Regions from separate parts of the Homo sapiens genome. Here all the other regions are linked to region 1. The links are chromatin contacts, found by Hi-C or POLR2A ChIA-PET in ENCODE. All regions are on one chromosome and are shown on one strand. Each heading gives the region's core, a stretch centred on a gene start or an enhancer-like site at or near the end of the contact. The rest is flanking DNA. Distances are from core to core; before and after follow the strand shown. Region 1 holds the start of KCNJ2-AS1 (KCNJ2 antisense RNA 1). Region 2 overlaps LINC01483 (long intergenic non-protein coding RNA 1483). Region 3 overlaps LINC01483 (long intergenic non-protein coding RNA 1483).

Evidence for each region. A loop is a pair of places that touch in the nucleus more often than their neighbours do. ChIA-PET counts read pairs that join two places held with the same protein, here RNA polymerase II (POLR2A). Pooled maps may share reads with other maps.
Region 2: a map of IMR-90 shows a loop between it and region 1 (8-fold over the local background). The contact joins the enhancer-like site here to the promoter of KCNJ2-AS1 in region 1. A Hi-C loop is called at or near these places in 3 of 168 maps with a recorded cell type or tissue (IMR-90, PC-3 and endothelial cell of umbilical vein) and 4 of 50 pooled maps. POLR2A ChIA-PET finds 5 or more read pairs at or near these places in 1 of 52 experiments (endothelial cell of umbilical vein).
Region 3: a loop to region 1 is called in a map of PC-3, with 8 times the contacts of the local background. The contact joins the enhancer-like site here to the promoter of KCNJ2-AS1 in region 1. A Hi-C loop is called at or near these places in 2 of 168 maps with a recorded cell type or tissue (PC-3 and endothelial cell of umbilical vein) and 3 of 50 pooled maps. POLR2A ChIA-PET finds 5 or more read pairs at or near these places in 1 of 52 experiments (activated CD8-positive, alpha-beta memory T cell).

Annotation. Positions count from the first base shown.
Region 1 is chr17:70,168,004-70,170,717 of GRCh38, forward strand. It overlaps KCNJ2-AS1 (KCNJ2 antisense RNA 1), which reads right to left and starts at 1,399. Exons shown (of 1, transcript NR_036534.1): 1 at 1-1,399. It overlaps KCNJ2 (potassium inwardly rectifying channel subfamily J member 2), which reads left to right and starts at 1,529. Exons shown (of 2, transcript NM_000891.3): 1 at 1,529-1,698. RefSeq lists a silencer at 1,125-1,584.
Region 2 is chr17:69,760,616-69,763,329 of GRCh38, forward strand. All of the region lies in intron 3 of LINC01483 (long intergenic non-protein coding RNA 1483), which reads left to right. Among named protein-coding and RNA genes, the nearest start is that of LINC01483, 170 kb to the left of the region's middle. RefSeq lists an enhancer at 962-2,161. Within about 2 kb of position 1,401, at least 6 of the 41 ENCODE cell types and tissues checked have a DNase peak (open chromatin) inside an H3K27ac peak, as active enhancers do; they include IMR-90, PC-3 and endothelial cell of umbilical vein, where a contact is called at or near this core.
Region 3 is chr17:69,856,176-69,858,889 of GRCh38, forward strand. All of the region lies in intron 4 of LINC01483 (long intergenic non-protein coding RNA 1483), which reads left to right. Among named protein-coding and RNA genes, the nearest start is that of LINC01497, 100 kb to the right of the region's middle. Within about 2 kb of position 1,381, at least 2 of the 41 ENCODE cell types and tissues checked have a DNase peak (open chromatin) inside an H3K27ac peak, as active enhancers do.

The DNA.
Region 1 (2,714 bases), core at 149-2,648:
TCGTAACAGGGCTTGGTGAACAGTATAATCTCAACACATTAACTGGGACCACATCGCCATTTGGCTATCAGAGCAGCCACACCGAGTGCATCATCTCTTGCACACCCTTTTAATTTAAGTACCTTGCTCAGTGCTAAGAAAAAAGGCACACTTGTTAAGGCAGGAGTAAGTGCGGATCTGCGAAACCTAAGCAAGCATATTTCACCAGCACCTCCTAGGGGCCACGTGTGGATATGAGGATGGGAGGTGGGGACTCGCACAGAACCTTTCCTTGAATTGTCAGTTTCACCTCTCCTACACACAAAAATCCACCCCGACTGCGCCGTCCACAATACCAGCTAGTTTGCTGAATTAGTTCAGCGACTCAAGGAGGCCTTACGAGGTTTAAATAAACTGCACAAAAGACACATTTGATCGCTCGAGAAAATAAACATTTAAAAAACTCAGTGGAAAGAAAGACTCCTAAAATATATCCTGTCCTTTAGGAGCAAAGCTTCGTTAGGACACCGAAGTACTCAGAAATAATAGGCACTTACTCTTCGGTTTACACACACACACACACACACACACACGGATTAGTTTATAAAGTTCCAGGATCCAGACCCGGTTAACACTGAAGTTGCTTTTTAGGGGTCTGCGCGCTCTCGCCTGGCTGCTGGGAAGGAGGGCTGGGAGGCGCTGAAGCGAGGGCAGATCTGAGTGTCTGTAGGAGTTGCTATTCCAAAAAAAATCATTACTCTCTAATTGTTCTGATTTTAGATCAGCAAAGCGTGCCGGGCGGTGGTGGAGAGACTGAGGGCGGACAAGGCGAGAGGGAACGAGCCGTCCACCCTTCGGAGAAGCCTAGGCGCCTTGTAAGTAATTCGCGAACAGTCGGGAGAACAAACAGCCAAGCGGCGCTGCAGTGGCCGCACTTGCGCGCGTCTCAATCCTGGGGGCTCTGCGCGCCCGCCCCAGTCCCTCGCCCCATTGACTCAGTGGCTTCTCCGGGCGCTGCAGCCTCCGCGGGGGGCTTCGAAGGGCCGAGGGGCTCCGGCAGAGAGGGAGTGGAGAGGGAGACGCGCCGGGACCGACGAACAATCCTGCCCCTGCGGCAAAGGTCTCTACCCGGCGCTGGCACCTCGCAGGCCCCTCGAGGAGCACGCAGGGCAAGCGGCCCAAGAGCGGGGGAACCGGGAAGTGTGTGGGGCTCCAGACGGAGTAGGAAGCTTTGCCCAAGGCCAGGCTGCAATCAGGCAGCCGCAACAGCCGGGCGCGGAGCTTCCCACCTGCTGCTGTCCCAGCTGGGCCGCAACTTCCTCCTCCCCGGCCCGGGCCCGACTCCCCGGCCGGGCTCCGAGGGTGGAGGGGGACGAGGCGGCGGCAGGTTCCCTCCGCTGGCAACGCCTCGCAGCATCCTCCCCTCCCCGCCGCGGTTCCCGGGGCCGGCCGCGCGGCCAGGCGCGCTGCGATTGGCCGGCAGCGGCCGGGGGCGGGGCCAGGAGAGCCGGTGTCGCACGGACCGCCTCAAAAGAGCCCAGGATATTGCAGAGCGCACTGGAGCCCTGGCCAGCGCGCAGCCTTCCCGGCGCCGGCGGGCTGGGTCTTGGGAATTCTGGTTTGCTTTGGCTCACTCGCTTTTTACAAACCACTGGATCTTACATGCCTCTGTACCCCCCACTTCCACTCCATGTCCCCATGCTCCTGCGCCAGCAACAGGTAAGGGCTGCTGTGTTTTCTTCCTTTTCGCTCGCTGCCGGTGTGTCCTGGGGAATGGACTCTGGCCGCCGTCCCCTACCCTACCCTGCCCCGCTGCTCCAGAGGTGCCCAGCTGTCACACTGCTGTAGCGCTCACCCACACTCCGGAGTCCCAGATCATGCCTATATAGTTTGTGTGCGCACCAGAACATCCCCAGAGCTAAAAATACTGAGACATGCTTGGAACAGTTGAGCAATAGAAACAGATTTCTCTGCAGCATCTGTTTGTGCTCATAACTTCCAATGCACCAGCTGTAGCGAGATACTGGGTTTGGAGGCAAGGGCGAGAGCGTCTGTGTTCGGTTCTCACTCTAAGTGGGGAAAAAAAGAAAGAAAACGTGGTTGCGGGTTTGGGGGTGCGTCTTGAGCCCTGGTCTTAAACCTTGGCAAAGCTTGGGACTCAGCACTATTCTTGATCCTTGGCTTTTTTTTTTTTTCGTCATTGCTTCAAGTATAGCTGTGAGTTTCAAACAGAGTGAGTGTCTCAAAGTTGCCTTCCTGAAAGAAGAGCGGGAGCCCGAGTTGGATTTGAGCCTGAGGATCGCAAAACTTTCACATTACATATCACTCTCCCCTAACCAATTTGTTATTTTCAGTAATAATGGTATTAATACCTGGCTTGAAGACAGTGTGGTTTTAGGAAAGCAAAATAGTCAAAACGACTTGATTCTGCAAAAAGATTGCATCATAGCGTGGATTCATCATGACAATTGGAAAAAAAATAGGGATAGGGAATGGGCAGTTTAATGTCTGTGTCTGGGTAAGGATATCATAGGATGATCACTAGGATAAAAGGCTGTGAATTCCGACGATTTTCATAAATTCAGATTTTACCTGTTAGGAAATAAGGTGTTATTTGAAAACCTCGGATATGCAAAGAAACCATATTGCGTTTTATCATTTGTTTTCTTTTCACATTAATAATCAATAGGCTGCCAGATTTCCTCTCGCCAACCAATGTTGTGTGTCTGCTGTAC
Region 2 (2,714 bases), core at 151-2,650, 410 kb before region 1:
GATGGTGAATTGGATTGAGGTGTAAACAGGGCTAGAGAGACTCTTCACAGACTTAGAGGGCTCTAGAAATTAGAAAACCCTTGGAGAATACCTGACTCAACAACCAGATTTGACCAATGAGAAAACTGAGGCCCTAGTGGTAATCTCCCCAAAACTAAACCACAAACGCATGGCAGCTAGGGCTTGAATGACACAGAAGATTTTCTTCTCTTTCACACATTGCACATGAAATGTCTGAGTAATCAAAGTTACTGTCAGTCTCACTCTCTTTTTTTCTCTATGCTTCCTAGTTCCAAAGCTGGGCTTACTAATTTTCTCATATATAGGACCAGTCTCACTGTACATCCCTAATATTGATATTGACCTAAGAAGTATTTAAATAAATGCCAGTCCCAATCCCATCCACCCCAACATAACCTGTGAGGCTTCCTAAAGTTTTCTATTTTGAATGACCCAGAATTTCCCCCATGTTATACTTCTCTCTGCTGCAGTTCTTCTATACTTTGAATTGGGCTCCTATGCCTGATGCCTCACCAGGATTCCTTACATGTTGATGTCCTTCTACTACATCTTGCAACTCTGGCACAGATCACTTGACTAAAATGAGACTGGGAATTACAATTATTTTAGATTGAGTCATTTTCCCACCATGTTGCTCTCATCCTGTCCTCCTGCTTCTCTATCTAACACCTCCCTTCCTTTCCCTTTTCTCTCAAATCTGACCAGGTACAGAACTCCTTTTTTCTCGTCTTCTGGGCTACTACATAGCCATGCTTCACTATAACATACCAAATGTGTTCCTTACACGTCGATCTTGGCAGTAGGATATACAATCAGAATTCTCATTATTCTTGACCCAAGGAGAGAGAATTGTTGATAAAATTGGCAACAACAAGGACAAACATGATTTATTTATATATTGATTTAAGAAATATGGGAAGCCTAGCCATAAAAGGCAGTATTTTATGTACTTGGCAAAAATATGAAAAATATAATAATTGAGGGCAAAGGTGTTGCTCTAAGAATTATTCTTAGAGGTGAAATTCAGAATAGTTATTTATGGACCTGGAGACCAAATAATAAAGGGGAAAGGAATTAGGAATTTTAGAAAAATATTGTTTTAGGCAAGAAGAAAGACACACAGAGGAGGTTAGCTGGGGTAGCAGTGTGCGAGGGGAGCAACAGAGGATGCGTATGAGCAGAGAATGAGGAAGGGCTATGAGGAACTTTGAAAGGGTGGAAACTTGGACTTTTGAAGGTAGGAATAGATTGGTGGAGAGATGTGGCTACAACAGAAGTTTGGAATGAACATTGGCAAAGAATCTCCTCATGGCGTGTTGGGAAAGATGGATGAAAGAGTAAGTGAGGTGAAAGGAAGGGAAATTGAGTCATAGTCCCCCAGTCCAAATATGCACTGCTGAAGGGAATTGAGCCAACAGCAAAGCTTAAAAAGAACTCATGACTGGATATCCTCAATGAGAGTGAAACCTCTTTCTTCCAGTTCCTGCTTGAAAATATAAACAACATGCAAATTCAAACAAAAAAATTCTTCCTCTGTCACGTTGAGAAACCCTCTGTTTACTTTGTTGTTGTGACTCACTTTGAGAGTATTCTTACAAGAATGCAATTTGTAGGGATGGGCAGACCTGTAGGGGGAAAAACAAGAACCTCTCTGGAATGTTTACCCATTCTTGGGACCATAGATTTTTTTTTTTTCTACAAAGGTCTCTATTCCTTTTTAAAAGACTCAGTTTAGTTTTGGAGAGGAAAAATATCTCAGATATAACAGCATAACTGGGGTGAGGTACACAAGACTTCTAAGAATCATTTTTTAAAGAAGCAATAGAAGATGCCCAATGATGTAAAACAAAAATCACTTTTCTTAATTCAAGTTTTACCCAAGTGGATACCAAGAGACAGGAAAACTTACAGGAATGGAATGATGGATGGTCATACTTGGACGTGCTAGCCCAGGAATGAAGAAGACTTAGACATGTTATAGTTAATTGTAGCTAAATGGAAGAAAAGGAGACAGGGAAAGCAAGAGGTAAATACAGGTCAAATCAAATCAAAGAATCAAAGCCCTGTGCTTCAGATGAAGTATTTTAATGATACAAATTGTCTGTGTCAGGGGCTTAAATGTGTACATTTAGGGGTACTGTCTCAAAAAAAATGAGCTTTCTTCCACAAAACTAAAATCCACATGGACAATTTTGAATCGGATGGATGAGAAAGCAAAGTAAGTTCTCCGTAAATACACAGATGCTGTTAAAGGATTGGTGCCTTTTTTTCTTGTCTTTTTTCCTTTTTTGGAGGGTGGAGGTGGGGCTAGATAATCTTGGCTTTAGAACATTTAATCCTGACATACTTTATAAGGAGCTGCATTCAGCAAAGTCTTTTGACATTCTTAATTTGCCTATCTTTGATCTCTGGAGAGATGAATCTGAGGTTATGGTGGTTCTAAAGAAAAAAACATTAATTCAATGACACATGTGTGAGAGAGGAATGAGCTAGAAATTAGGAGAGAATATGTAGTTGGGGGGTTCAGTGGCGTTTCAGCATTTCTGGGGAGTACTGTACAGTGGGGGCTCTGTGTGAAGCCTTTGAGCCAAGTGGTTGGAGACAAGGTAGATGGTATTTTAAAGGGCATCAGAACAATACTAATTAATCTGTTTTATTTTCACCTTCTGCTTAGGATTTTTTTTTTTCTGAAA
Region 3 (2,714 bases), core at 131-2,630, 310 kb before region 1:
TTATTCAAATGCATCCTTACCAGTGAATTCAAAGCATTTCTATGTTGGGACCAATGTTGTTAACAATAATAATAATAATAATAGCACAATGACTATTAGTAATCACATAAACTGATCATTAAACAATTTAAATGCATTCTTATTTAACTCTCCTGACAATCTTATGAAGTTGATGCCATTACGTCCCCATTTTAAAGATGAGAAGAGGAATTAGATCATTCACTGCAAGGTAGCACAGCTGGAAACCATCAGAGGAGTTTTAAACTAAGGCCACTGGCTCCAAAGCCTAAGATCTTTGCTACTCTGCTCTACTGCCTCTTATTCTCAACTGGCCTCTGATGGGAAACCAGAAAGGCATAGTTGCCCTCTGCTAATGGGAAAACTGAGCTTAAAGGGGCAAATACTAATTCGTTCCAAATCACCACAATTTGTGGAAAGCCTGGGTTAATATGCAATTAGAAAAAGCCAGTGTCTAAAGGACAAGAATTTTCTGTATGGTTCTTACAACCTAAAAATGGTAACTAATATCTTTTTAGGACTAATTATGTGTCAGGCACTATATATTAAGTGCCTTAACCTCAAACTCTCTTAATATTCTCAACAACCTAATGAAGTAGGTCCTATTATTAAACTCATTCCACAGACAAGAAAACTGAGGCACAGGGAGAGGAAGTAACTTGCCCAAGATCACACTGCTAGCAAGTAAGGGGACTTTGTTCCAGAGTCTGTGTGCCACTGTACCCAACTCTCTTACCTTTCCACTTGTACCTTAATCACTGAGTACCAAACCTCCTGGTGAAACTTCAGGGCTTCAAAGTCCCTTATCTTCGAATGATACAGACCAAATAAATAATGCATGAGATCAGCTAATAAGAGATCATGGAAATACTGAGTAGCAGACAAAATTGAAGACAAAATTAGTAATTTTATCATGAGAATATGACCTAATCTGGAGCTACATATGGTTCAGATTGAATTCCAAATTCATGGAAATTTGACAAATTTTTCTTTTCTTTTTCTTCCTTTTTTTTCTTTCATTGTGCAGTCTATGTTGGCAAGACAAATATTACTCACTTTGTGTGTATCTGTTTGATACTATTCCCTCTCTTTTGTTCTTTCATGCCAAATTTATAATAGAACACTGCAGGTACTCAGGCAATTTTTGAAATAATTTCAAGTAGAATTCTGAAGTGAGCATGGAAAAGACCACTGTATGTACATCCTGATGAACAGGGAAGAGACCACCATATGTTCATCCTGATGCAAAAAAAAATTTACTATTTTAACAACATTGGATCATCTAAGCTGGAAACACTGGGTGGCTGAGACTATGCAATAGACTTGGCTGATGTAACAATAACAAGCCAGGTCACAACAGCTCCATGCTTTCCAACCTTCTGGGATGACTCATTTTGTCCATATGGTTATCTAACTGACCCAGCACCATTTAATGAAATGGCTACCTTTCCCCCTCTTCACTGCAGTGCTGCCTTGTCATAAATCAGGAAGCATACATGAGTTGGTCTATATCAATGCCATTCTGTATCATTAGTCATTTTGTCTATTTGTGTGCCAATATGACATTGTCTTAATTACTGTGGTTTTATAATAGGCCTTTTGAGTGTTTATTTTCTTTACTTTTATAGCTTTGTTCAAATGGCCAAGATCTCTGTTTCAACATTGAACATAAATAGTAATAGTCTTTGCCTCATTTTTGTTGTTGGGGAAAATTTTCCATATTTTACCATTAAATATGAGGGGTTTTCTTTTTGTAGATGTGCTTATCAGTTTAAACAAGCTTTCTGCTATTCATGATTTTATAAGTTTTTAAAACCATAAACAGGTGTTAAATTTTGTCACATTTTTTCTGCATTCATTAAGATGATTGCATGATTTTCTACTGTGTTGTAAATTACATTAAGTTTTTGTAAGTAAATTACTTTAAGTTTTGAATATTACTGTTAAGTAAATCACATTAAGTTTTGAATATTAATACACTCTTGGCTACATGAAATAAGCCTTGTTTAAATGGTGTATTACTCATTTTACATATTACCGAATTCACTTTTCCAATTTTTAAAAAAAATTTTGCCTCTAAGTTTATGAGTAAGATTAGTCTGTAGTATTTCTTTTTAAAATTTTCTTTTCAGGGTATGGAATCAAGTTTTGTCCCAAGCTCTCAGAAAGGAGTTAGGAAGTACTTCCTTTATTCCCCTTAGTTTCTAAAAAAAGTTTGTATAAGATTGGTCTATTTTATTCATAAATGTATGTATGAATTCACTAGTGAATCATTCCAGATCTGGGTCATTCTCATAGGAAGGTCTTATAATTACATATTTAATTCAGATTTTTAAATTTCTTCCTTTGTCAGGTTTCATAGGTTGTGATTTTTTTTTAATTTTTAAATTTTACTTTACTGGAAATTTCACTGGCATAAAGTCATTCACAATTATCCTGTTATTATTTTTAAAAGATCTGTTGCATCTGTAGTGATGTCCCTTTTCACGTTACTGATATTGGTAGCTCATGTTTTGTATTTTCCATGTGATCTTTATGGTTTTAACCTACTTTTGCCTAGGAGTGTGTCTCTGTGTGTGTGTGTGTGTGTGCGTGTGTGTGTCAGAGATAAAGAGAGAGAGAGACAGAGAGACAGAGACAGAAAGAGGGAGAGAGTAAAAGAACGGTACCCTGCTTTGGGTTTACTGAATTTATAA